4 separate regions of the Homo sapiens genome follow, and regions 2, 3 and 4 are each linked to region 1. A link is a loop called in an ENCODE intact Hi-C map of the cell type or tissue named here. Cell type or tissue: HCT116. All regions are shown on one strand.

Region 1 (5,000 bases):
TTGTTGTTAAAAGTATCTACTTGAGGTACAGTAAGTGATGAGTTAACATATGCTTTTCTGTGGAAAGAAAGCCTTTGAGATTCTGAACTCAAAGATGAGAAGGGTGCCAGGGAGTAAAACCCACTGGGTTTAAATTTGCATTTTCTCCATACCTTATGCCTAGCACGGAAAGCCCACAATGAGGTATGAAGGATGGGAATAGAAAAGAAAGTGGTGAGACAAATACATTTTTCATTTAGGTCTGCAGAAATCACACACCAAAAGGAGCTCAGTGGTCTTGGGCAAGAGACAACTTATCCAAGCCTCAATCCCCTGACCTGTTTAAAAAAAAAAAAAAAAGAAAATCACTCTCAGCTGTTTCTTTCTCTTGGGATTGCAGTGAGGAGTAAATAAAATAATGTCTATAAAAGCATTTCTAAACTGATAGGTATTACAAATAGAAGACATTACATACTAATATAAGGTATTGACATTTGCATTTTTGTTAAGTATTTTCACTGACTTGGCTTTAAATCATTTCCTTAACTGGCCTATTACTTTTGGGTGCTGGTCCCACTCAGCTTTTTTTGCTGAAATGAGGAGTGTGTGTGATGATTAATTTTATGAATCAACTCAACTGGGCTAAGGGAGTGTTGGCTAAACAATATTTATGGGTGTGTCTTTGAAGATATTTCTGGAAGAGATGAGCATTTGAATAGGCAGACTGAGTAAAGATCACTCTCACCAATGTTAATGGGCATCATCCAATCCACTGAAGTCCTGAATAGAACCAAAAGGTGAATAAAGGATGAATTTATTTTATCTGAAACATGAAAGCTCCTGGTTCCCAGGCCTGTGAACCTGAGACTTACACCAGCAGCCTGGCCTGGTTCCCAGGCATTTGAACTCCACCTGAATTACATCACCAGCTTTCATGGTGGTCCAGCTTGCAGACAGCAGATCGTGGGACTTCTCAGCTTCCATAATTGTATGAGTCCATTTCTACAATAAAGCTCCTCTAATTTCTACAATGGGGATATAAATGAAGCAGTGAGAAGGATGAGGATGTGGGGCCAGTTCTATCAGGTTCACATCTTAATAGCAATGTGATCCTAGGCAAGTTGCTTAAATACCTATTTCCCCCTCTGTGAATTGGGGAAATAACACCGCTTTTTCAAAAGCATGTTATCTATCTAAAGCACCTAGCCAAATTTAGCGCTCAGGATATTTGCCAATTGTTAGTTTCTTTCTCATAACTATCCAATAAATCAAGTAATTTTTTAAACCTACTGTGGCTTAATTCTTAGTACTCTCTTTCCCAGACAAAGGATAAAGAGTTCTAAAACATATCTAAATTTGTTTATTATGTGATCTTAAATAACTAATGTGATTTTTTTTAAATATTGCATGCTATTTTCAACTCTAGCTTTTATACCAAAAGAGGCCATGGGTGATTCTGAAACACAGAAATCCTCATCTCTACTTCTAAACCAAGAGGCTGATAATATGTTAATCCATGCTTTTATCAGGGATTAGAAGAAAACGAGTCACAAAAACTGCAAAGACTGATATATACTAAGTCCAGTAAAAATTGAAGTGTAATAAATACTGTTATATTTTTGTTACATGAATCATGTATGGGAACTGTCTGTATCCATGAAAAATTTTGAAATTTCTCTCTAATATATTCCTCCCACAACAACCCCCTCCCCTCAAATTGATGTCAATAACATTCCAGATGAAGTTTATCCTTTTATTAAATACACATCAGCAAATAAAGAAATACTTTTTGAGAAGTGCAACAACAACACCCCTTAAATGAAATAGCACTGATGCTTTTCAATGTTCCCAATAGTACATGCATTAAAACAGTATAGCTCTCTATAGGGAAGAAATACATCTTAAGTAATTCACTGCAATAAGAAAATGTAACTTCAGCAAACTACATATTTTATGGTCATCATTGTTTTGGGGATTTTTTTCTCTGTTTCCTATAATTAGCTGGGTGATTTTCTAGCTGATGTAATAAGCATGATTCTATTCAAGTTGCCCTTGTAAATTTACCGTAATTCCATTACCTCCCATCAGGCGGAGACATAGCTCTAGAAACCAGAAAGTTAAACAGCAAAGACATCTTAAAGTACTTCTTTTAGTTGCTTCCTATATGAATAGTTACTATACTCAGTTATGGATATTTGTCTCCTCAAGAAGAGCAATGAAATGTACATTCACAGAAAGACAAAATCTGGCAATACATGTGTCTGGAAGACGCTCAGGTCATTCGGTCACCACTTCAGTGACTTAACACAACTTTCTGTATCTTGGGGTCTTCATTTTTATCATTCTCGCCTGCCAAGGCTCAAAATATTGCTGCTTATAGAATGGTGGTGTCTCCTTAGAGAAAATATAGCATGTAAATAAATGCCCATTCTTTATTCCCTTATCTATCTACCTTTTTTTAGAGTCAAAACAAATTCTGTTCCCATAAAATCTTCCTTAATTACATTCACCACATTTTGCTTTCTCCTGATTTTGGTGTTTTATTAATTTCTCAAAGAACTGAAAATAGAACTGCCATTTTATCCAGCAATCCCACTACTGGGTATCTACCCAAAGGGAAAATAAATAATTATATAAAATTCTACCTGCATTCATATGTTTATCACAGCACTATTCACAACAGTAAAGTCATGGAATCAACCTAAAAGTCCATCACTGGATGATTGCATTAAAAAAATGTGATAAATCATGGACTACTACTTAGCCATAAAAAAAAAAATCATGACTTTTGTGGCAACATGGGTGGAACTAGAGGCCATTATCTTACGTAAAATAACTCAGAAACAGAAAGTCAAACACCACATGTTTTCCTTTATAAGTGGGGGCTAAATAATGTGTACACCTAACATACAGAGTAGAATAATAGACACTGGAAACTCTAAAAGGTGGGAAATTCAGTGGCGGGTGAGGGATGAAAAATTACCTACGGGGTACAAGGTATACCTATTTAGGTGATGATTATACTAAAAGCCCAGACTTTACCACTACATAATGCACCATGTAACAAAATTGCACTTATACCCCCTAAATCTATAAAAAGAAAAATAAAATAAATAAAAAATAAATGCTTTGTTGTCCTTTCAACAACTTTTACAGTATCTTCATAGGAACGGAGGATGCAGTGAGCCAAGATCACACCACTGCACTCCAGCCTGGGCAACAAGAGTGAAACTCCTTCTCAAAAAAAAAAAAAAAAGAAGAAAGAAAGAAGCCACGTTCTTTGTACATCCATAAGAAGCAACTCTTCATTCATTGAAGTTGTATCATGAGATTGCAGCAATTCAGTCACATCTTCAGGCTCCACTTCTACTTCTAGCTTTCTTGCTATTCGCACCACTTTTGCTGTTACTTCCTCCACTGAAATCTTGAAGCCCTCAAACTCATCCATGAGGATTGGAGTCAACTTCTGCCTAACTCCTGTTAATGTGCATTTTTGACCTTCTTCCATAAACCATGAATGTCCTTAATGTCATCTAGAATGATGAATCCTTTCCAGAAGATTTTCAGTCTACTTTGCCCAGATCCATGAGATGAATTGCTATCTAAGGCAGCTCTAGCCTCATGAAATATATTGCTTAAATAATAAGACTTGAAAGTCAAAATGACTCCTTGATTCAAGCAAAATGGATGCTTGGTTAGCAGGTGTAAAAACACCATTAATCTTCTTGTACATGTTCATCAGAACTCCTGGATTACTAAAATATTACTCAATGAGCAGTAATACTTTGAAAGGCATCTTTTTTCCTGAGTAGTAGGTCTCAATGGAGGCATTAAAATATTTAGTAAGCCATGCTTTAAACAGATGTGCTGTCATCTGGACTTTGTTGTTTTATTGATAGAGCATAACAATTTTTAAGGGCCCTAGGATTTTCAGAATACTAAATGAGCATTGGCTTCAACTAAGTCACCAGCTGCATTAGCCTCTAACAAGAAAAGCAGCATGTCTTTTGCAGCTATGAGGCCAGGCATTGACTTCTCCTCTCTAGCTGTGGAAGTCCTAGATGGCATCACCTTCCAATAGAAGGCTGTTTTGTCTACATTGCAAATCTGTTGTTTAGTAGCTACCTTCATCAGTGATCTTAGCTAGATCTTCTGGATAACTTGCTGCAGCTTCTACATCAGCACTTGCTGCTTCACCTTGCACTTTTAAGTTACAGAGATGGCTTCTTTCCTTAAACCTCATGAACCAAGCTCTGTTAGCTTCAAACTTTTCTTCTTCAGCTTCCTTACCTCTCTCAGCCTTCATAGAATTCAAGAGAGTCTGGGCCTTACTCCAAATTGGGTTTTGGAAGGCCCAGACTGACTGCTCCACAGAACAGCTTTTTCCCCATCTCTTTCCATCTATGCCCCTTTCCTCAGGCCTCCCTACTTCCTGAGACACAGAAATATTTGTGGCTGATTTGATCTTCTATCCAGACCACCAAAACTTTCTCCATATCAGCAATAAGACTGTTTCACACTCTTATTACTCGTGTGTTTATGGAAGTAGCAATTTTAATTCTCTTCAGTAACTTTTTCTTTGTTGTCACAACTTGGCTGTTGGGTGAAACAGGCCTAGCTTTTGGCCTGTCTCAGCTTTCAACCTGCCGTTCTCACTAAGCTTAATCATTTCTAGCTTTTGATTTAAAGTGAGCAACGTGCAACTCTTCCTTCCCCTTGAACACTTAGAGGCCAATGTAGGATTATTAATTGGTCTAATTTCAGTATTTCTGTGTCTCAGGAAATAGGGAGGCCTGAGGAAAGGGGCATAGATGGAAAGAGATGGGGAAAAAGCTGTTCTGTGGAGCAGTCAGAACACAAACATTTATCGATGAAGTTAACTGTCTTATGTGGGCATGATTCGTGGCCCCCCAAGATAATTATAACAGTAATATCAAAGATCCTTGATCATAGATCACCATAACAGATATAATAATAATTTAAAATTTAAAATATTGCAAGAATTTCCAAACCGTGACACA
Region 2 (5,000 bases), 240 kb after region 1:
CTGTGCATGAGTGAGAGTGTATTCCTTGCTTGTTTTGCAAATCTCTGTAATTTTGTCCTACTTTTCCTTTCCAGCTGTTTGTTATCCTGTTCCCCAAATTTCCCTGGCACTCTTCGTATATGTTATCAATTCTATGAATATGTTCTTCCTTATCCTCTCCACTTATCAAAATACTACTCATTCATCACAATCCAGCTCAAATCTCCCCTTTTTGAAACCCCGACTCATCTTCTATGTAAGTGTTCCTAACCACCCCAACCTAAAGTGATTTCTCTGTCTTCTGATACCTCATGGCATTTATTACCTATACTCACATTTGACACCTATAAATTATCTTCTCTTCTTAGTTTTCTTTTAATTTTTCATGTGTTTTTATTTCTCCAAATAAATAGTAAAGTAATAAGGGCAGTTACTGTATCTTATTCACATAATGGGTCCTGATTCTAGAGTCAAATTGACTGCATTTTAGCCCCTGCACTGTTATTTACTGACTATAATCTTGGTCTTAGTTGTCTCGTCTGTGAAATGGAAATAGTGATAGGTGTTTCCTTATAGGGGTTTTGTGGGCATTATATGAGACAACGCATGCAAAGTGCTTAGAATAGTATCTGGAACATGGTAAGCATTCATTAAATGTTAGTTATTATAACTATTACTCATCTCTTTTACCTTGATTTTTAACCAAGCTTAATCAATGGAGTTCAGCTGAGTCAACTGTGGGATACAAGGTAAGAGGTAGACTGTGTGGGCAGTATACTGCGGAGTGGAGGAACTTCCTGGCATCACTAAAGCCGTGCCATAGATGCTGTCACTTATCGTCAAACAGCCAGTCTCGTTCTAAGTCCCTGCTAAGTCCCTTAGAGATCCTAAGATTGAGGGCCTCTAACTCTGCTCCAGAGACCTCCAAGGTTTTGGCACAGTGTAAAGGGGCTGCTTTCCCAGCCCCTACTTTCCTGCCAATAAAAATCTGACCCGGCTGCAGACAGCAGGCTACCAATCTTCCTAAGGGTCTTCAGGGTGGTATGAAAAAATGTGGACCTGGCCGGGCACAGTGGCTCACGCCTGTAATCCCAGCACTTTGAGAGGCCAAGGAAGATGGATCACTTGAGGCCAGGAGTTTGAGACCAGCCTGGGCACATGGGGAAAACTTGTCTCTACTAAAAATACAAAAACTAGCCAGATGTGGTGACACACACCTGTAATCCCAGCTACTGGGGAGGCTGAGGCAGGAGAATCGCTTGAACCCAGGAGGCGGAGGTTGCAGTGAGCTGAGGTCGCACCACTGCACTCCAGCCTGGGCGACAGGGTCAGACTCTATATAAAAAAAAAGTGTGCACCACAGAACCAGAGAAGGCAGCCTACCTGCCTACCTGCAATTTTATTTAATCGGCTTCATGACTGGCCTACTGACGTGGAAAACAGGCTCAGTAAGACACTCTCCTTTCATCTCACAGGCAGAGTCAGGATGCTCATGTGCACCAGCCAGTAGGATACTCTCAGCTGGGACCCCAACATCAACAGCTAAAGAGCAACTGATGCTGGCCAAAAAGATGGGGACATCTGTGCTGCTCAACTGAGCCATAAAGGCCTACATTTGGTAGAGAATATTAAACTGAAAATTATCAAGTTTGAACCCCAATAAGCATCATGAATATCACTACCATTAGGCAGTCCAAGCAAATTCAACAGATCCAGGCTTAAACCATATATATGCCCTACTGAAAACAACTCAGAGGCAAAACTAATTTTATGAAAGGTAAAAAGTTGATCAAAGGCATGAATCGTGGTCCAGTGAAACAAATGCGTCCTTTAGATGTAACAGACCTGAATACCTCACATTCAAGCTGTGTAACTGCAGGTAAATTTTCTAACCTCGATTTTCTGATGGATAAAGGGGTTTCTAATACCCAGCTCACATGGCTGTGGTGACAAACGGGACAGTGGATTTAAAGCAGGCTATTTGGCCCGTGGCATATGGTAGGGGCACAACCCATTCAGTGTCCCTCCCTCTCACTCCAGAAGCAGACTCATCCTGCCCTAGGCTGCTCGTAATGATTCCAAGGACAGGCGAATAAGGTTATTTGAACATTTCTGAAACATTGACTTAGTTTGTGCTGGGTGTTGTACGATTCACAGAAGTAGAAAGGCTCTCTGCTCCCGGTGCTTTTCAGCCTGCGATTCAGGCGCCCACCTCTGTGCAAAGGGCTGTTTCCTTCCGATCTCCTGAAAGAGATCTGGATGTATCTTGGGTTCAACCTCGATTTTGACACGATTGCCATTTCCATCAAAGCCAATTTCCTTGCTGAAAGAAGTCCTATCCCTGGGTGAAATCCCAACAGCTTCATTTGTTTAAATTCTTTTATTGGCCTTGCTAATGCAGGGTGTGGTTTTTCCTCATCACGGAATATTGATAAGTAAACAACTACGGGGAACCTGCCCTAAGAAGGCGGCCCGTCGATCTCCTTGACTGCCCGGGACATGATCAGTGTTACTGCTGGGTGGAGAAGGTGTCGCCGAGCGGAAAGGCGCCGTCCTGCACCAGGTCGGGGGAGAGGCGCGGGGAGGTCGGGACCGCTGGGTTGGGCCGGGGCAGGGAATAGGCGCGAGGGGAGGCGGCGCGGGAACCTCGGGCAGCCCCAGCGGCTGGGTCGAGCCCGACAGGTTCCAGCAGCTCCCCTCACCCCTCTCCACGCCTCTCGGGTTTTCCCCTTGGCTCAGGGTTTCCTGTTTCAGTTCTCGGCGTTCTCCAGCAGCAGGTGCTGGTTTGCCAACCTCGGCTCCAGAGGCGGCGACGGAGGAGAAGGAAAAGAGGGAAGGGGAGGAGGAAGCGGCGCGGCTGCGGTGGCTGCGGGCGGGCGGGCGGGCGAGGAGCGCGGAGCGAGGTGGCGGAGCCGGGTTCGCTCTCGCCCGCGGAGCAGCGGCACGGACGAAGGGCAGGGCCGAGCCGAGCCCAGCGCTCGGGCGCGCCCGAGCCGGGGCCCTGGCGTGCGGCCAGCTGTCCGGGCGGGAGGCATGAGGGAGCCTCGCGCTCGCCCCGCGCCCTAGCGGCGGCCGCGGCAGCCCAGGGCTGAGGCGAGAGGCGGCCGCCTGCCGGAGGGCCCCGGGGCTGCCCCAGCTCCAGGGCATGTAGTGATGGCTGCGGAGAAGAGAATGCAAGTAGGTTGAGCAACAGATTCGAGTGCGCGCGCGTTGGGGCTGTGAGTTGTGCAACCCAGGGAGGGGGCGCCGGGGCTGCGGCCCGCGGAGAGGGCGCGCGGGCGGGCGCGGCTTGGCGCGGGAGGGCCGCGGTGGCCGCTTCTCCGCGGGCCCCGCCGCCCGCTCGCCGCTTTCTCGCGGGGCTGGCTATGCCGGGTGGCGGCTCCCAGGTTTGTCCTCGGGAAGGGGGTGGGGGACGCGGACCGCGGCGAGAGTGGTCCTGGGGTAGCCGGTCGTGGGGAGGGCCGCGGGGCCGCGCCCGGGCGCCAGGCGGAGGGCGCCGGGGCCGCAGCGACCTCGCCGTGTGATCTCCAGGCCCAGGCGGGTCGGGCTCCGGAGGTCGAGTCACCGAGCTCCGGTCGCTCAGGTGGGGCCGAGCGGAAAGCCCAGCGCATCCTCCCCTCGGGCAACGCCGTCCCCGCCGGGATTTCGGGCGAGGTGAGGCCGGGCTTCCCGGCCCCGCGGCCTAAGGCACCGGTCCCCGCCCGCCCGGGGGCATAGATCGCGAACATGGAGGCGGGCTCGGGCGCCGCGGATGGAAACGGACACACTGCGCTGCCCCAGCGGCTCAGACTCGCGCGCGCTCGTGGGGCGAGACATCTCTTGGCATCTCGGATCCAGCCCTGGCCATTCGCTTAACTATCCATCCCTCCATCCAGATCGCCAGCAACCCCAGGCCGAGCGTCACGAAAGCCCCTCACTCCCCCCTCGTCCCTCCTTCACCCCCAGGCTCCAGTCCAGATCCCTTTTACACGCTGCGTTCATTTTAGCTCGGCTGTTCACATTTTTAACTCCGTATTAAGAAGTGTTACAAATATAACTTGGAGAAATGAATCCCGCATTTCTTCCCTAAGCTGTCTCATTTCAAGTCCTTAAAAACAGCCCTAACATCCAAGTACTGATTACTCTGTCTGGGGTTCTTGCCATTTGGTTATCCGTTAACAATCTCGGTTTGTGTTCGGTGTTTTGTGATAAAGAGATGAAAGACGAATCCAGATTTAGGAAAAGTTTTCCTATTGGTTGACAAGACTGTATTGGAGTATCCCAGGCCCATCAGGCGCTTATTGATTCAGACTTTTTTTAAACCATTTTAGAATAGATGCAGAGATAATTGGAGCTAAGTATTGTATGTTTAGGAATTTGGCAACGTTGTTCAGTTTTTCACTTGTTACGTGCTTGAGTTTTTCCACTTTTAAAATGCATATTATAAACGGAAAACGAGATAAACCTCAAACACAATTTTTGACTTTTCAAGAACCACAAGAAGTCATAAATACAGTGTGTTATAAATGTTTTTGTCTTAATGGACTTAGGATTTAGAGGGTATGACTTCCATTCATTTAATCACATGTACAATTAATTTTAGTAGCAGTTTCTTAAGTTTAGGGTTCTCTGTGTTTGACTACATGATAGCTTCATCAAACATTGGTAAAATTAATCTTAGTGTGATAAGCCCAGGAAGATGCCTATTTCGGACTTGACCCCCTGTTCACCTGTTTTCTTCAACAATTTGGCATGCTTATTTCCAGTTACCTAAATCTGTCTACTGGATGGTACCATAAAAATAGAATGGCCTGTTGACTATGTACCCATAGTTCAAAATGTTTTAATATTTTTACATGAAAGAGTCTATCTTACTTTCAAAGTAAGTTACAAGATTCTACTTCTAGTATTTGGTCACCATAAAAGTACTTAAACATTATAACCAAAGTAAAATGAACTTTTAAATAAACAACAACAAAGTGACTGGCATTTTTTAGCCTTTATTTAATAAGGGAAGTCTAACGGAACTATTTTAGTATAAT
Region 3 (5,000 bases), 520 kb after region 1:
GGAAAAACAGACAATAAACATGTAAACAAATCAATAAAATAACCAGATGGTGAGAAGCCCTGAAAGAAATAAAAAAAAAAGTGTGTTATTAAGAACAGCAGGGAGGATCTGTGTCCTATGCTGGGGAAGTCAGGGAAGATTTCACAGCAGCCTGAAGAATGAGAAAGAGCCAGCTGTACTATGAGCTGTTTAAGACAGAGGAAATTGGGTCACTGGCTTAGAGAGAGATTGGGTTCTACTCACTGTCAGAGGCCAGCAGTGCAAGGTTCCTCCTTATCTTCTTATGGCCTGTGTCCTTCTATAGCCCTGGCCACTGAGAATTGGCTCAGACTGTGACTGTGACTTGCTGTCCTCAACTTCCTTATCCAACTGAAATTGGATGGTCCATCATAGTCACCCTCTTGAATAGATCCCAAACTCCCTTGTCCTTTTAATTGTACTTTAAACTCACTTGGCCAAACTCCAACCCTGGTTAAATCCAGCTCTCTGCCCTACTCCATGTCTTTGCCCATTGAGTATGGTGGAAGAATAGCCCACAATCTCATTGGCTGGTTCTATGGTCTGAATGTTGGTATGCTTTCCAAAATCATAGGCTGAAACTTAATCCTCAATGTCATAGCATGGAGGTGGAGACTTTGGGGGAAGTGATTAAGTCATGAAGACTGCCTTCATAAATGGGATAATGTAAAGGAGATTAAAAGGAGGCTGTTTGCTCCCTTCTACCATGTGAGAATGCAGCAAGAGGTACCATCTCTGTGCAATGAGCCCTTACCAGACATTGAACCTGCTGGCACTTTATCTTGGACTTCCCAGCCTCCAGAACTGTGAGCAATACATTTCTGTTGTTTATAAATTACCCAGTGTAAGATACTTTGTTATAGCAGCACAAATGGACTAAGACTAAGGACCTCAGTTCCACTTTAAATTCGCCGAGGTCGTTATGCTACCAAGCAATCTTATGAGATTCCCCTGTTCCCTCTCTCTTCTACTCTCCCTACTCCAGGTTCATGAAGAGAGGGGTTGGAGTATCATGATCTCTACTCCCCCTCCACCAGGTAGATAAGAGAGGGGCAGCTCTGTGAACCCAAGCTTGCCTAGCCCCAGCTCCCCTTCCTGCCACTCTCTCTACTCAGATCCTGGTCATTCCATTCTTCAAAGCTCAGCTATTCTCTCTCTTGAAAAGTGCCCTTTTTCCATCAAACACATAAAACCTGTTCAAAGAACTAAGGCAGCAGGTGATTCTTGGCATCCAACAGGAGCTTACAACAAAGGGTGGGAGTATGTAAGACAGGATCCTTTTTTTATCAGTTGCCCCACTAACCTTGGGCAAATCACAAATTTCCATCTCTGAGATGTGCTCTGATGATGATGTGTGGGAGAGCATTTTAAAAAGTAGTAGAGCGCTAAGCACATCCACAAACTATAATCCAATTCAATAAATTATATCACATCTTGATAATCAAATGTTGCAGAAATTTTAATTACTCCATGTATTATTGTAATAATTACTCTATGTATTATTAATTACTCCATGTATAATTAATAAGTCATGGGTATTTAGGGAATTACAAGCCTTTTAAATGTATTTTTTCCTCTTTCCCTCAAATACATACACACCATAAAATCACAGCCTTATGGCTTTAATTTTAATATACTTGTTAACCTTTTATTTCTAATCCAATGAGTATCACAAATCCACCTCCAACCCACCTTAATTCCTAAAGTTTTGTATGTTTGCAAAAACAAACTCTTGGCATTCGGATTAAAATCAAATCTGTTGTTCTTTCCATGGCACATTGCTTTGTCCTGCTGGTTACTTTATTAGTTCATTTCAGGGTCCTTCCGCTGGGAGTTCTCACTCAGACTGGCTGGGGAGAACTCTGGCAGGCTGCCTAATGGACTCTTAGGGTGTGGAATCCACAGTGAATTCCCCGTTCAAATCTTCCTCTGAGAAATTTTGATACTTGCCAGACTGTTTCCTTTCTACTAGGGCTCCATCTACTGGACAAAAATGACCAGTAGTGCCTGCGCTTCTCCATTATGGCTTTGAAATTTTCAAATTAGGTGGAAATCTAATACACCTTCTCTTTGTTAAAAGAAACACTTTAGACAAATTAAATTTAACAGTGTTTGAGCAGAGAATGATACAATAGTTGGGCTGCCCCCAGAACCAGAACAGGTTCAGAGCAAACCCGGGGCTACTACGTGGTTGAATAACATTTATGGAGAAAGGAAAGTGACGGACTAAAGACAGAAGTGAGGTACAGAAACAGCTGGATTGGTGACAGCTGGGTGTTTGCCTTATACAAACAGTTGGCCACCTGTGATTGGCTGAAACTCAGCTGCTGTGATTGGCTGAGCCTCAGCTGCTTGTCACAAGAGCAGGTCATAGTCTGTTTGCACATTCAGTTAGGTTACAGTTCACTATGTATGGAGAAACCTTTAGGCTGAACTTAAAATATGTAAGGAAGTAGCTTTAGGCTAAACTTAATTTAACATTTAAATTTAATTTTACACATTAAAATTATTGTCCTAGGTTGTTCATGCTGTTGCAACAAAATACCGTAAACTGGGTAGCTAATACACAACAGAAACTTATTTCTCACAGTTTTGAAGTCTGAGAAGTCCAAGATCAAGGTGCCAGCAGATCTGGTGTCTGGTGAGAGCCAGCTTTCTCATAGAGCATGACTTCTTGCTGTGTCCTCACTTGGTGGAAGGGGCAGAGGCCCTTTTAAAAGGGCACTTAGTTGATTCATAGGACTCTGCCCTCATGCCCTAGGCCTCCAAAGGCCTGCTTTCTAAATACCATCCTCACCTTGGGGGTTAGAATTTCAACATACGAATTAGCGGGGGACACAAACATTCAGACCACAGCAATTATACTTAATTCTGCCTTTTCAAGGTCTCTGCTCTATTCCTGGACACAAAGAGTTTAAATGTTTTTTGGTCCTACCTCCTGGATACATTTTCTTTTCTTTTTTTGAGACAAGTTCTCACTCTGTTGGCCAGGCTGGTGTGCAATGGTGTGATCTTGACTTACTGTGACCTCTGCCTCCCAGGCTCAAGTGATCCTCCCACTTCAGCCTCCCAGTAGCTGCAACTACTGCCACCATGCCTGGATAATTTTTATATTTTTTTTTCTAGAGATAGGGCTTAGCAATGTTGCCCAGGCTGGTCTTAAACTCTTGGCCGCAAGCAATCTGCCCACTTGGACCAAAGTGCTGGGATAACAGGTGTGAGCCACCACGCCTGGCCCTGGACACATTTTGCTTTTTGGAGGAAAGTTCTAGTGTCCTTTAATAGTAATTAATTATTTGGACTAAAGACTTTTGGAAGCTACAGACTTTCATTCATGTTACAGGTCCTAAATTGCTGTTTTCAGTGTGCAAAGGTTGCCTTTCTGAAGAACCTTCCATTAATAATTTTTACTTCTGTTAGGATCACATGGACTGACTTGAGTCTTGGGTTTTTTTTTTTTTTTTTTTTTTTTGAGACAGTCTCGCTTTGTTGCCCAGGTTGGAGTGCAACGATGCGATCTCAGCTCACTACAACCTCTACCTCCTGGGTTCAAGCGATTCTCCTGCCTCAGCCTCCTGAGTAGCTGGGACTACAGGTGCGCACCACCACGCCCTGTAGTTTTTTTTTTTTTTTTTTTTTTGTATTTTTTAGTAGAGTCGGGGTTTCACCATGTTAACCAAGATGGTCTCGATCTCTTGACCTCGTGATCAGCCCGCCTTGGCCTCCAAAGTGCTGGGTGGTTCTAAGTGAACACATTTCTTATATAGTTTTCCAGGCCCTTTACCCTCCTTCTCTCAGGGAAATCTGGTCCAAGATATTATCTGCAAATTTCTTTTGTTTTTTTTTTTTTTGAGACAGAGTCTCACTCTGTCACCCAGGCTGGAGTGCAGTGGTGTGATCTCGGCTCACTGCAACCTCTTCCTCCCAGGTTCAAGAGATTCTCCTATCTCAGACTCCTGAGTAAGTGGGACTACAGGCAAGTATCACTGTGCCTGGCTAATTTTTGTATTTTTAGTAGAGACAGGGTTTCACCATGTTGGTCAGGCTGGTCTTGAATTCCTGACCTCAGGTGATCCACCCGCCTCAGCCTCCCAAAGTGCCGGGATTACAGATGTGAGCCACTGCGCCCGGCCTATCTATAACTTTCTAACAGTTGGAATTGCATTTTTGGCTGTTTCACTTTACTTCTACGCTCAGGTTTGATGAAAGAAATAATGTATACAGTGGTCCATTTCCAAGACAAAGTGCCTTGAATCGGCTTCAGTCAGCAAACTACAGAAGAAACAGGATATACCAGGCCCCTGCTTGGATACCCTGTCCCCTCCCACCACCTTAGTTGCCCTCACCTGAACCAAAGAAGTTTAAGATGAAAGTTTACCAGCCTGCAAAATAGCTCACTTTGTCTGTTCTTATCAGCCTGCCCAGCTATTTAGGTCATAAGTCAAATTCTTGAAGAGTCCTTAAGTTAAGTAGGATTGCAATGTATTGTGGCCTACAACAAAATGCAGCAGGACAACCCTGAAGAAGACACCCAAAGCCCCTACCCAACCACCATTCGGTGACGTCTGGGAAGATTGTGACCCCATAGTACTCAGCCTATGAGGAACTGGGGGAGGGACCTGTGCATGAGGGCATAAATTGCTTGTTGAAACCGTGCTGGGTGTGCCTGCCTATCAAACACTCAGTCTTGCTAGACTGTCCTTAGAAGTCTCACTTTCCCTGTTCTCCAGGTCTTTGAGTCCATTCTTTGATTTGAATGGGTGAGTTTGTTTCTCACATTTGAGGATGAGTTTCTTCAGTTCATTATTTTTTTCAGTGAATATTTATTGAATGCCTCCTATGAGCAAAACACTGGTTTAGGCATCAGGAGTGTATTAAAGTTGCTGCCCTCCTGAAGAGTATATTCTGGAAGGTAGGAGGAAGTGTTGAAATGAGGACAGACAATAAATAAGTAAACACATAGAATGCGAGATGGTCGATTG
Region 4 (5,000 bases), 510 kb after region 1:
CTGAAATGATGGACTACAAGTTATAATGTGTGTTACCTACACTTCAATCAGTAATATTAGCAAATCTCCAAATGTTAGTCACATTGGTTTGTCTCCCTTGTACATTCTTTATTCATGATATTACAGTGCTGTAACTGGGTGGTCCTTTTTAAACAAAACATTATTTGCAAAACAGAGGGTATTATTTGTTTTTAAAGGTTTTGTGAATAAAGACTTCAAAATATTTTCTTATAAAAAAAAGAAATTGGATGACAATCTTATTATTGTTTTCTTTCTTTTTTTTTTTTTTACCTTCTAGGGTTTTCTTCGTATTCTGAATTCTACAATTTTATCAGGATATCTTTTTTTTTTTTTTTTTTGAGACAGAGTCTCTCACTGTCGCCTAGGCTGGAATGTAGTGGCGTGATCTTGGCTCACTGCAACCTCTGCCTCCCGGGTCCAAGTGATTCTCCTGCCTCAGCCTCCTGAGTAGCTGGGATTAGAGGTGTGTGCCACCACACCCGGCTAATTTTTGTATTTTTAGTAGAGACAGGGTTTCACCATGTTGGCCAGGCTGGTCTCGAACACATGACCTTGTGATCTGCCCACCTTGGCCTCCCAAAGTGCTGGGATTACAGGTGTGAACGACTGCGCCCAGCCCTTTTTTTTTTTTAGACAGTCTCGCTCTGTTGCCCAGTTGGGGTGCAGTGGTGCAATGCCAGCTCACCGCAACCTCTACCTCCTGGGTTCAAGCAATTCTCCTGCCTCAGCCTCCTGAGTAGCTGGGATTACAGGATTACAGGATTACAGGTGCATGCTACTGAGTCTGGCCAATGTTTGTATTTTTAGTAGAGATGGGGTTTTGCCACGCTGGCCAGGCTAATCTCGAACTTTTGACCTCGGGTGATCTGCCCATCTTGGCTTCCCAAAGTGCCAGGATTACAGGTGTGAGCCACCACACCTGGCCTTACCAGGATATCTTTAGCTCTGTGTGTGTGTGTGTGTGTGTGTGTGTGTGTGTGTATGTGTGTGATGTGTATGCATATTTTTCCTCCCCTTGCTTAAAAATTGGTGAGATTTCAATCTAAAACCTTTTTTCTTTTCTTTTTTTGAGACCAAGTCTCGCTCTATCACCCAGGCTGGAGTGCAGTGGTGCGATCTCAGCTCACTGCAGCCTCCATCTCCTGGGTTCAAGCGATTCTTGTGCCTCATCCTCCTGAGTAGCTGGAACTATAGGCGTGTGCCACCACACCCAGTTAATTTTTGTGTTTTTAGTAGAGATGAGGTGTTGCCATGTTGGCCAGGCTGGTCTCGAACTCCTGGCCTCAAGTGATCTGCCCACCTCGGTGTCCCAAAGTTCTGGGATTACAGGCGAGAGACACCATGCCTGGTCCTAAAAACTCTTTAGCACAGGAAAATTTTATTTTCTGGATTATTTATTTTTCTCCACAGTCCTAAATACATTCTAAAACCACATTTTTATAGGTATTAGATTTCTCAGAGTTAACTTCTACATATTTTAATTTTCTCTCATATTTTCTGTCATTTTACTTTATCTTTCAGGTAATCAAATTGATCTTCGGTTGTGTCTGTATTATTGTTTAGTCATCCCTTTGAAACGTTTATTTTTAGTTCCTAATAACTCTTTTGTGTTCTCTGATTGCTACTTGTCATAGCAAACTGTAATTAAGATTGTAGTACGCTATAAATTCCTGATTATCCTAATTAGCATTGTTACTAGTATTGTTTTAAATACTAATTTTATTAATTTGTTAATTTAGGTGTTTGGAATATGATTGATTTCGTGTGTGTGTTAATTAGGTTTTTTTTTTTTTTAATTATTTTCCCCTGCTTGGATTATCTTTTTCCTTTGGGTCAGTTGTTTTGTTTTCTAAAGCTTTCACTTTTGTATTGTTTTTCCTGAGAAGTGTGGTGTTCTCTATTGTCTATTCATTTGAATGAATTCAGAACCAAACAAATGCCTTAATTTAGCACAACCAGCTTGTGTGGGTTTCCTCTTCAATTGTTTAGGTTTGTTTCTCCAGGAAGGTTTTCCCTGAATAGAATGACTGGCACGAGTTCTGTGTAAGTAGGCAGGACTTTTGGACAGGAAGGCTTCCCTGTAGGTTTCCTGTGGGCAGAGTAGGCAAGAAGGCTGGGGAACCTGAGCTTCCCCAGGAGGAGGTAGAGACGCATTTTGAGTTTGATTGTTTCCCCTCTGAGTTTATAAATGTAGAGATTCAAAGTTTCTTCAGTTATCTCCTTTTAAGCTACAAGACCCTCCGGAGGAACACTCTCTCTGCCCTTTCTTTCTAAAAAGCAGTGCCCTGGCTTGTAGCCCGAGGCCAAAAGTCTCAGCTGCCTAGCTTTGTTTACACAGGTCACAGGAAAGGGGCCCAGCTGTCCCAAGGCACTGAATCCAGTTCTTTAATGAGGCCACTGTTGATTGCCCGCACGGCCCATCATTGTATTGTTGACCAAGTGAGGAGTTTCTCTGGGCCCCCTTGGGAAGACACATACTTATTTCCTGTGCCCTGGCCTGCAGTTTCTCATCAGTTCATCCATCTGCTTTGTATCTTTTAGAAATTTCCCAAAACTCTTGTGTGCTGATGACACTCTTTCTTGTTTCCTATTGCTGTTATTCACTCATTTTCTTTAAAGAATATTTTCTGTCACTTTTATGGGAATGTGGAAGATAGAAGAGGTAAATACATGTGCTCATCCACCATTTTGTGTACAAGCGCACACACACAGTACACATACATGCACAAGCACACGCACACACACACGCAATACACATACACGTGAAAAGCAAATACAGTAATGCATCCAGTTAATCCTTTGGGGGAAAGGCAGATTCCTATTAATATAAATTATCAGAATACAATCACTAGATCTCTCAGTTGGTTCCAATGTTTTGCCCAGGTTATGCTTATTTTAAAAATTAATACTCAGCAATGTGTCAGAAATTACAGCTATGAAGTCTGAAAGTAAAAAAAATTACAGTGTCATTTTAGAATTATTTTACAAAATTATCTGTACCTGAAAAGGAAGACATGGTCACTGTTGCTAGTGTCTTCCCAGTCCCTTTACCTTGGGATTTTGACTTGAGTACCTCGGTTCCTCAGTGAATATGAGGGGCAGCTTGCCAAGGCATTGTTTTAGGCACAATTTTGTAAGAAGTGCTGCTGTTCAACTCTTATATCCTCTGGACACATAAATGCCATTTGGAGTCTCCTAATTCAAATTCCCATCCTTACAAATTCCTTAAAGAAGTGTTTAACTTAAGACAAAAACAACCACAGGCCAGGTGTGGTGGCTCACGCCTGAAATCCCAGCATTTTGGAAGGCCAAGCCATGAGGATTGCTTGAGTCCAGGAGTTTAAGACCAGCCTAGGCAACATAGTGAGATCCCATCTCTAAAAAAAAAAAAAAAAAAACCCAAAATTAGCCAGGTGTGGTAGTGCATGGCTGCTGCAGTCCCAGCTACTCAGGAGGCTGAGGTGGGAGGATTTTTGAGCCCAGGAGGTCAAGGCTGCAGTGAGCCAAGATGGCGACACTGCACACTGGCCTGGGCAACAGAGCGAGACCTTGTCTCAAAAAGGAAAAAAACAAAAACAAAAACAAAACAAACAAGAACAAAAAAACACAAACATTTTGATTGTAAGAAACAGAACCCAAAATGTGAAATGAGCAAGGTGCTCAAAGCTAGGAAATCTGAGGCCAGATCTGAGTTCTACTACTCACTAACCTGTGGTCTTGGGAAAAGGATTTACGTTTTCTAAACCTCCATTTTCTGAATTTTAAATTGAAGATAATAATAGTACCTACTTCATAGGATGGTTTTGAATATTAAGATAGTATACATAAGTCCCTTAGCACATTACCTGACACATAGTATGGGCCTCATTAGATATTAGCATTATCATTAATATCTGCAAATAATTCATATTTATATTACAGAGCAGTTATGGAATAAATATTCAATTCCTTCTTATTTTTATATTCATAAAATATAGAGAAATATTCCTTACTTCCTAGTTCCACCTGGATAGTATTATTTTGGCTTCTTTTTTTTTTTTTTTTTTTTTTTGAAATGGAATCTCCCTCTGTCGTCCAGGCTGGAGTGCAGTGGCACAATCTCGGCTCACTACAAGCTCTGCCTCCTGGGTTCACGCCGTTCTCCTGCCTCAGCCTCCCAAGTAGCTGGGACTACAGGCGCCCGCCACCACTCCTGGCTAATTTTTTTGTATTTTTAGTAGAGACGGGGTTTCACGGTGTTAACCAGGATGGTCTCAATCTCCTGCCCTCGTGATCCGCCGTCTCGGCCTCCCAGAGTGCTGGGATTACAGGCGTTCTGTTTTTTTACCCGGCCTGTTCTTTTTTTTTAGATAGTAAAATACACAAGACATAAAATTTACCATGTTAACTCTTTTTAAGTGTACAGTTCAGTGACATTAAAAATACTTTTGGGCCGGGCACAGGGTCTTGCTCTGCTGCCCAGGCTGGAGTGCAGTGGTGTGATCATGGCTCATTGCAGTCCTGACTTCCCAGGCTCAAGTGATCCTCCCACCTCAGCCTCCCAAATACCTGGGACTACAGACACATGCCACCACGCCTGGCTAATTTTTTGTAGAGATGGAGTTTCGCCATGTTGCCTGGGTTGGTCTCAAACTCCTGGTCTCAAGTGATCCACCTATCTTGCCCTCTCAAAGTGCTGGGATTAAAGGTGTGTCATTCTTTTTTAAGACTGAAGAATATTCCACTGCATGTGTACACCATGTTTTGTTTATCCACTTATCTGTCCATAGGCACTTGGGGTGCTTCAGCTCTTGGCCGTTATGAATAAGGCTGTTATGATACAGGTGTATAAATATTTGGTCAAGTCCCTGCTTCTTTTTTTCTTTTTTTTTTGAGACGGAGTCTCGCTCTGTTGCCCAGGCTGGAGTTCAGTGGCACGATCTCAGCTCACTGCAACCTCCGCCTCCCCAGCTCACACCATTTTCCTGCCTCAGCCTCCC

Evidence for each region. Peaks named below come from ENCODE experiments on the same cell type or tissue, not always from the same donor. Only the 100,000 strongest peaks of a DNase experiment are listed, where the experiment ranks them.
Region 2: a loop joins it to region 1, with 4 times the contacts of the local background. A loop is called at or near these places in 6 of 110 quality-filtered maps.
Region 3: a loop joins it to region 1, with 8 times the contacts of the local background. A loop is called at or near these places in 15 of 110 quality-filtered maps.
Region 4: it touches region 1 in a loop (5-fold over the local background); 15 of 110 quality-filtered maps call a loop at or near these places.

What each region holds. Positions count from the first base shown.
Region 1 is chr11:109,851,307-109,856,306 of GRCh38, forward strand. No RefSeq gene overlaps it. Among named protein-coding and RNA genes, the nearest start is that of LINC02715, 30 kb to the left of the region's middle. In HCT116, a CTCF peak has its summit at 2,070; a DNase peak (open chromatin) is centred at 2,055; H3K27ac peaks cover 1,477 bases.
Region 2 is chr11:110,090,068-110,095,067 of GRCh38, forward strand. ZC3H12C (zinc finger CCCH-type containing 12C) reads left to right here and starts at 3,325. Exons shown (of 6, transcript NM_033390.2): 1 at 3,325-3,365. The coding sequence starts at 3,345. RefSeq lists silencers at 2,535-2,594, 2,895-3,154, 3,215-3,684. In HCT116, no CTCF peak of the experiment used is centred here; DNase peaks (open chromatin) are centred at 2,734, 3,084, 3,734, 4,034 and 1 weaker place; H3K4me3 peaks cover 3,201 bases; H3K27ac peaks cover 2,745 bases.
Region 3 is chr11:110,374,897-110,379,896 of GRCh38, forward strand. All of the region lies in intron 2 of LINC02732 (long intergenic non-protein coding RNA 2732), which reads left to right. LOC107984385 (a long non-coding RNA gene) reads right to left here and starts at 2,705. Exons shown (of 2, transcript XR_007062885.1): 1 at 2,607-2,705. In HCT116, a CTCF peak has its summit at 2,001 (motif pointing left); DNase peaks (open chromatin) are centred at 1,955 and 2,305; H3K4me3 peaks cover 365 bases; H3K27ac peaks cover 355 bases.
Region 4 is chr11:110,361,018-110,366,017 of GRCh38, forward strand. The region is part of intron 1 of LINC02732 (long intergenic non-protein coding RNA 2732); the gene reads left to right. Among named protein-coding and RNA genes, the nearest start is that of LINC02732, 8.4 kb to the left of the region's middle. RefSeq lists a silencer at 1,887-2,181 and an enhancer at 2,241-2,762. In HCT116, no CTCF peak of the experiment used is centred here; a DNase peak (open chromatin) is centred at 2,064; H3K4me3 peaks cover 863 bases; H3K27ac peaks cover 2,096 bases.